Linked DNA regions of Homo sapiens: region 2 is linked to region 1. The links are chromatin contacts, found by Hi-C or POLR2A ChIA-PET in ENCODE. All regions are on one chromosome and are shown on one strand. Each heading gives the region's core, a stretch centred on a gene start or an enhancer-like site at or near the end of the contact. The rest is flanking DNA. Distances are from core to core; before and after follow the strand shown.

What was found. A loop is a pair of places that touch in the nucleus more often than their neighbours do. ChIA-PET counts read pairs that join two places held with the same protein, here RNA polymerase II (POLR2A). Pooled maps may share reads with other maps.
Region 2: a loop to region 1 is called in a pooled map, with 7 times the contacts of the local background. The contact joins the promoter of SOCS4 here to the enhancer-like site in region 1. A Hi-C loop is called at or near these places in 9 of 50 pooled maps. POLR2A ChIA-PET finds 5 or more read pairs at or near these places in 3 of 52 experiments (B cell, HEK293 and activated CD4-positive, alpha-beta T cell).

The regions. Positions count from the first base shown.
Region 1 is chr14:54,774,374-54,777,976 of GRCh38, reverse strand. It overlaps SAMD4A (sterile alpha motif domain containing 4A), which reads right to left. Exons shown (of 13, transcript NM_015589.6): 10 at 2,842-3,043; 11 at 1,437-1,563. Among named protein-coding and RNA genes, the nearest start is that of SAMD4A-AS1, 88 kb to the right of the region's middle. RefSeq lists an enhancer at 3,574-3,603. Within about 2 kb of position 1,561, at least 14 of the 41 ENCODE cell types and tissues checked have a DNase peak (open chromatin) inside an H3K27ac peak, as active enhancers do; they include B cell, where a contact is called at or near this core.
Region 2 is chr14:55,025,635-55,029,237 of GRCh38, reverse strand. SOCS4 (suppressor of cytokine signaling 4) reads right to left here and starts at 2,002. Exons shown (of 3, transcript NM_199421.2): 1 at 1,767-2,002. WDHD1 (WD repeat and HMG-box DNA binding protein 1) reads left to right here and starts at 2,139. Exons shown (of 26, transcript NM_007086.4): 1 at 2,139-2,210; 2 at 2,435-2,527. The coding sequence starts at 2,451. RefSeq lists enhancers at 1,263-1,789, 1,790-2,317 and a silencer at 2,112-2,161.

The sequences.
Region 1 (3,603 bases), core at 312-2,811:
TGGGATGAAAGGACCCTGGGATAAAGCCTTCAGAACCCCCAAATTTTATCATGTTTCTTCCCAGGAAGAAAAATAGCTAAGCATATAGAAATATGTGTAATTATATTGTTATATTTTGGTGCATAAATATAGAGAAAAGGAGCTTTAAAACAAAAGTGAGCAGAGTTTTGGAAGTCAAGAAGCAATGTGAGCAGGCCTCTGCACTGGGTAGCTGTCGCTCCCCTCCCTGACATGCCGTTCCCAGCAGTGTGTCCTCCAGCGTCCTCCTCCTCCCTGACCTCCCAATTCCAGCCTACCCCCCCACCCCATCATCCTGCACCCTCCTGCCTGACTTCTACTCGGAATCCCCCATGTGGAGGAATCCCCCCAGGGAGAGTGGCCAGAGTCCAAGCTCCTCAGCTTTGGATTCAAAGTCCCCCACCATCGGCCACGACCTTTACAGCTCCCTGGGTCCACTTTCTGCTACCTCAGCCAGACCCTTTGGCCCAGCCACGGCTTCCGGGCCATGCTGTGGTATTCTGGACCTTTGCAGTCTTGCTCCTGGGTTCCTTCTGCCTGTAACTCTGCCTTCCCTCTCTCCACCCTCTGCTGTGCCCTGAAGCTCAGCTCCAACTCCAGGAAGCTTCCTTGCCTATTCCAGGCCACAGTAACACTTCTCTTCTTTAAACTCCTACAGATAGGACTTACTGGACAGAGCGTTTCTACTGTCCAGGGCATTTTCCTACAGGTACAACACATCTCCAGTTTGCCTGCCTTGGGGCAGTGGGGGTGGGGGGGGGTCCATCCAGATAGGTGCAGTGTAATTGCCTGTGTGGCTTGTTATTACTCATGGAGTCTACAAAGTCTACAAGATCACTGCCTGCATAGAGAAAGGGTTCAAGTATTCATTAGCTGTGCATAATTCCAACCACTCTGTTTTAGGAAGCATAGTGAAAGCTGAAATTGATCTGAAGTGTGCTAAGTTGCTCTTTAACCAAGTAAAGGAAAGATGGCTGGTACAACAGTCATCACTTTGCAAGAAAAGCCCAAACCAGGGGGAAGGTCTCAGCATCAACAGTTTTCTCTTTCTCTGTCTCACTCTCACTTTCTCTTTCCACACACACACACACACACACACACACTACACATGGAGCCCTCCCACCTCCCCACCACCAAAGCCCTCTTGTGCTATCTCTGGTTTAATCAATCTAGAAATATGACTAGTATCAAAAATATCCCCATCCGATTGCAACCAACTCTGGGGCTCCACATGCTGGCTCTCAGCCAAGCCGCCGCTATTCATGCTGGCAAGGCACAGTTTAAAAAAGGAAAGGCTTCTATAAGCTCCAAAGAATGCACGGTGACAGTCGAGGCTAAGCACTTTCTGGCTGGGTTTGCTAGGGCATCTATTTTGGCCTCCCCTCTGTGTCAAGGGGACATGAAGCGCCGGGCCCTACCTGGCTGCTGGAACATCAGCATGTTCTGTGGGGAAGTGTGCACGGGCAGCGAGCGGGTCCTCTGGACTGAGCTGTGGGTGCGGCTTGGCATGCTATTGCTGCCCCCGGGGTTGGCAAACCACAGGTTCTGGTGAGAAAAGCAAAAGGGGAACTTGTTAGTTCAGCCCCACTGGGGTGGAGAGCAGAGCCGCCAGCAAGAATTTGGGAGGCAAAGATCCCAGGAGAACTCTAACTTCTAGAAAAGGGGCTTGCAGGCCAGTGCTAGCATCTGCTTATTTATAGAGAGAGGGTTTAGATTCCATTCACTGTAATTTCTCTTCACCTCCTCAGTGGTGGCCTTGCTGTAAGCCTCAGCTTCATCTGGACACCTCTTTCCCTATCTGCAGAACTCTTTTTATCGCATTTGTTGCTTTTGCTTTTTCCCTGCCACTTTTCTAGGAAATGGGGGAGTTCTATAAATGTATGCAACGAAGAGCACAAACTATTTCAGGGCTCTGATTTTTTTTTTTTTTTTTTTTTTTTTTTAAGATTCTTACAATGTACTCCAAAGCGAGGGGGAGAGAAAAGAAACTCTCAGCTGGCAATGAGCTGGCACAACTCAGCCTGTGTGTCCCAGCAGTGACGTCTTCTTGAACTGATCTGGGGGCTGGGGACAATGGTCAGAAGATGGGGCTTTCTGGTACCCTGGGTAGTGAATCCTGCCCGTCTTGCCTGAAGCCCTTTTCCTGTTTTTAAGCTGATCTGTCATCCCTTAGTTTCTCCTGAGACCCCAGAACCTCAGACCTACTTGTGTCCCTCTGATCCTAATCCCTACCCACAGAGCTTCGAGAAGCTCTGGGCACACAGGCGGAAGGCACTGGGCAGGGGTGGGGCCTGGGGCTAGAGGGGTATGAGCGACGGGCCAGAGAAGTCAGCTCTAAACTGCACAGCAAGAACCTCTGGGCAGGCTGAGAATGTGTTAACTCTCCCCCTGGCACACTCTCTCAGACTTTGTCCTGTGGATGCTCCACCAGAGCTGGGACTGAGACAAAGGAGCTTTTTGCCATGGATAAAAAGGGCAAGAAACTTCTCTAAATGCCAGGCTCTCCTGGAACCCAGATTTGGGTGGCAGAAGGTCAAGCATGGGGCAAAGAAGAAATAGGTCTTGCATTTCTTTCTAAAGGTCCTCTTGTGCAGGGTCCCCAAGGTTAAAGTGGTCCTCTGGGCATCCTAAACACAGCTATGGGGTTGCTCTGTCTGCTAGAGAACAACGCGAACAATGCTGTTACCTCTGAGGAATGGTGGCAACTGCCCCCAGCATAGTCCCCTTTGGCCTCTCTCCCCACCCTGGGGTCACCTGGGGGGACATCTGCAGCCTTGGGCCTTGAGCTTGGCCATCCTCCTCCTTCCTTGGGGCAGAACAAACCTGTCTTCCTTGTTTCATGATGGTGGGGGTAGCTGTGGTGTTGCGCTGGTTGGAGCTGACGAATCCACTGGTGCCCAAGAGGCCCAGGCGGGCGGAAGGGACGTTCCGAGAGGGGATCTGGTACTGGCGCGGGTTCCGTCTGCCCATGCCACCGCCCACAGAGCCAGCCGTCGGGAGGGAGTTGGATTGCCCAAAGCCTCGACTGTGAGAGCCAAGAGAGAAGGAAGAGAATATCAGTCGTTATTCAGCCCTTTTTAAGCCACAGGCTTCCCAAGGGATGTCGCCTTGGAGGTCTCCTCATTTTTTTTTTTTTTTTTTTTTTGAGTCAGGGTCTCACTCTGTTACCCAGGTTGGAGTGCAGTAGTGAGATCTAGGCTCACTGCAGCCTTGACCTCCTGGGCTCAGGTGATCCTCCTATCTCAGCCTCTGGAGTAGCTGGGACTACAGGCATGTGCCACCATGCCCAGCTAACTTTTTTTTTTTGGTAGAGATGGAGTCTCACTATGTCGCCCAGGCTGGTCTCAACTTTTCAGGCTCAAGCGATCTTCCCAACTCAGCCTCTTGAGTAGTTGGGACTACAGATTTTTATATTTTTGGTGGAGACAGGGTCTACCATGTTGCCCAGGCTGGTCTGGAACTCCTGAGCTCAAGTGATCCTCCTGCCTCGGCCTCTCAAAGTGCTGGGATTACAGGCGTGAGCCACTGCACCCCGCCTCTGCTCACATTTTGACAGTTATGAAGCCTACAGGGAGCTGTGTGCCA
Region 2 (3,603 bases), core at 753-3,252, 250 kb before region 1:
TGCTAATATTTAAGTTACACATCTTTCATTACTGCACTATCATCTTGATCATATTGTTTGAATGTCTATTTCCCTCAGCAAGACCATAAACTCACTGAAGGTATTACAATTTGTAGCCATTTGACTGAAACAAATGGAATTGTGAAAACATGATACTAGCAAAAACAAGAATACATTTTTTAATATTTGAAAAATTTACTGGATAATTATTTAAACAAATCCCACTTTAAACAAAAAACACTAAATACCCACCCAAAGCACCCCTTTAGTAACATGAGATATTAATAACAATTACTTTTATACATCCATGAGTATCTCCTATATACTCTAACAATGCGACGGAGGTAGGTGTCATCTCCATTTTAGAGATGAGGAATTCGATTTTCAGTAAAGGAACATATTCAAGGTCACACAATGTGTCAGTTAGAATTAAAACCCAGGACTGTTAAACTCGGAGGCTCAAGCTTTTACCATACATGCAAAATCTGCAAAGAAAATTGTTCTTTAACCTATGAATCAAATGGCTTGATTGATAAGAGAAAATGACAGATGTGTGGACATCAATCATAGTCTCATGGGTATTACAGATATTATAGTGAAGGCATTTTGTAGCTATAACTTGTTCCAATTTGCAGATTCTTCTTATGCTGAGCTCTGAATAGTACTAACCAGAAATCTCACCACGCTTTATTCAACATAGAGACGAATATTATGAGAGTTCATCTTGAACTCTATGTACTCTAGCCAATGATATTGTTACTTGAACGAAAAAATTTATAAGCCAGTCTATCCAAAAAACAAATGATCTCCAAAAAAAAAAAATTAGGTCACTCAGAAAGCATCATCTCTGGTACCACTGCTCTTTCGGGAGATCAACAGTGGGTTATTTTTCCACAAATCCCAAGTTGTTTTTAAGCCAATCATTCTTCCTCTTCATTCATATACAAACCTCAGCGTCTAGCAAGGCTATCTGGAGCTCTAGTACTAAAAACAACGCCTCACACAATGCCACCCACGGTAAGAACACGACGGTTTGCCTGTGTGTTTGCAACTTTTCACAATGGAACTAGATTGAAAAAAACAATAGGGAAACCTCTTCAACAGAAAAACGTCTCAGGTAATAAAATAAATGTGATTGATACTGGAAGGTATCACAAAAACGCAGAAAAATTCTCAAAGATAAGTACAAATGAAAGAATATCATTCTGAAGGTTTTCATCACAGGCTGCTGTACCAATATGGAGAATGAAGATACAAGAAAAGCATAAACTTAAACTTAGTGGCCAAGACTTTAGCAGATATTGCATGGATCAAATGTAAGTGCTCAAGGCTACTAAGTTATAACTCTTCTTTTGGTTATAAATATTCACTTCAGTAAACTTTAGGTGGGATCTGAATAGAGAACACAAGTTACTTTCTTCATAACGGATATATAGAGTCGCAAAGAATAAGCATTAATTGAGCATTAATTAATTATACCTTCAGGTACCAAGAGAACCAACCGGAACAGAAATTAAGTCATTCCTTCTTTATCTCTACAGAAGCGACAAGGTGAGGGCACGAAGGATGCCAAGATTAGAGGCTCTAGAAGATCTCGCCTTCTTTTCCAGAGAAGATGCTCAAAGATCTGTCTGCTAACTGGGCCCCAAGAAAGAGACCGGATCCTTTTAGGGATCCGGATATTGTTTCCTGGGAGGAGAGCCTGGAGGGCAGGAACAAGACCCCGGCCTGCGAGGCCAGGCAGCGGCCACCCTTCCCCCACTCACCTCCCGGAGCGCAGCTTAACTGGGGTTGTGCGAGTAACTGCTGCCATCACCATCGCCATCAGTCTGGGCGCTTGCTTAAGTGGAGAGGGGAGGCCCAACCACTCCTGCACCTCGTGTAGGTCTTACAAAGCAGATGCTTTTCTGCCACCCCCAACCCCGCTTCGGCGTTCCGGTCCCAACCCAGCCGTCACGGTCATCGCCTCCGCCGGTTCCCTGGGCGCCGCCACCACTTCCGTGTTCAGCTCCCTCCCTTCCTCCCTGATTTGCCCGGGCAACCGGCTAATTTCCACGCGGAGGGCGCCGCAGCTGACGCCACCACCCGGCGACCTCTGTCGGGACCTGCGCTGGGCGTGGGCGGGTCGGCGCAGGCGCAGTGTGGTGAGCGAGCCGAAGCGCGGGAAGCAGCTCTTGTGGATCCTCAGTGGCGGAGGCTCGGTCACCCGGGTGAGTCCCCACTCCGGCTGCCCGCGTCCACCAAGGAGATGCGTGTTCCCTTTCCGGCTTATTGTCTGACAGACCCTCTGCCTTATCCCGCTGGTGTCACTCGGGTGGGGGAAACCGGGCTGCGGAGAACGGGCCCTAGAGGAGACTAAGCTCTCTTCCTATCCCTAGCCTCGCTGCTTTTCTCTTTTGAAATAATAAGACTGGCTTTTATAAAACATTTTCAGATAGGTAAAGGAAAACATGCCTGCCACACGGAAGCCAATGAGATATGGGCATACAGAGGGACACACGGAGGTCTGTTTTGATGATTCTGGGAGGTAAGGTTCTTTGAGAAACAACGTTTTAGGTGCAAATGTTAAAACATTTATCCTTAAACTTTATATGTGCAGTCAGCTAAAAATGACTCATGCGGATAGAGGAATAATGTTGAAATCTAAAATGGCACACATATTTCTTTAGATTATTGTTTGATTCGGGCCGTCATGGTAGTTGTAGTATATCGACAAAGTTATAATCGTACTTCCAGAGGAGTTGGAAAGATGCGAGCTTCTCTCCATATATTTTCCCCTTCCCTGCATCTTACATTATTAATTTTGTCAGATCACTAGTTACTGCCTACTTGTCAAATTCAGTGGCCTGTTCTGTTTGGAATGATATCCTTCCATGCCTTTAGTGATGCTATTTCCCTTTTTGCTTATTTTTTTTTAACTTTTTGACGGCTTAAAACAATTTTTTCCTCTGATTCCTAAACTATAATATTTTCCTACGGTTATTCTGGTCCCTTTTATCTTTCCAAGTCCCATTCTTACGCACTACTGCTCGATTGCACGGCTTCCACTGTCGCTTCTATGTTGATTGATTCATTGAAAAAATACTTGTGTGTCTCTTTTGCTGGGGACTACAGATAGAATAGAGCGAACCAGACACAGTCTTTTCCTCCTTTGAGCTTAAGGTCTTTTTGGATTGACAGGCATTGAACACAAATTAATCACAAAAATAAATGTGTATTTAGAAACAAGTAATATGTGCAGTGATAAACATGTATGAGGAGAAGCTCATCTAGTTAAAGGAGTCAGGGAAGGCTTCTTTGGACAAGTGTTTCTTGAGACGCCATCTGAAGACGGAGCAGGCATTAAGCAGTATAAAGAGATGAGTGGTGGTGGCGGTGGGGTGGTGATGTTGGCATAGTAAGCAGAGGCAATACTGTGTGTAAAGGCCCAATGGGGCCAGGGATCATGGTATGCTCAAAGAACTGAAGGAAAACTAGCCTTACTAAAATGTGGAGAGTGATGCAGAGTTTAGTGAGAGATGAATCTGTGAAGTTAGGCAATGGATGTCCTATCCAAGACCTTCTGGACTTTATTAAGGAATCTCGTTTTATCCTAAAAGCACT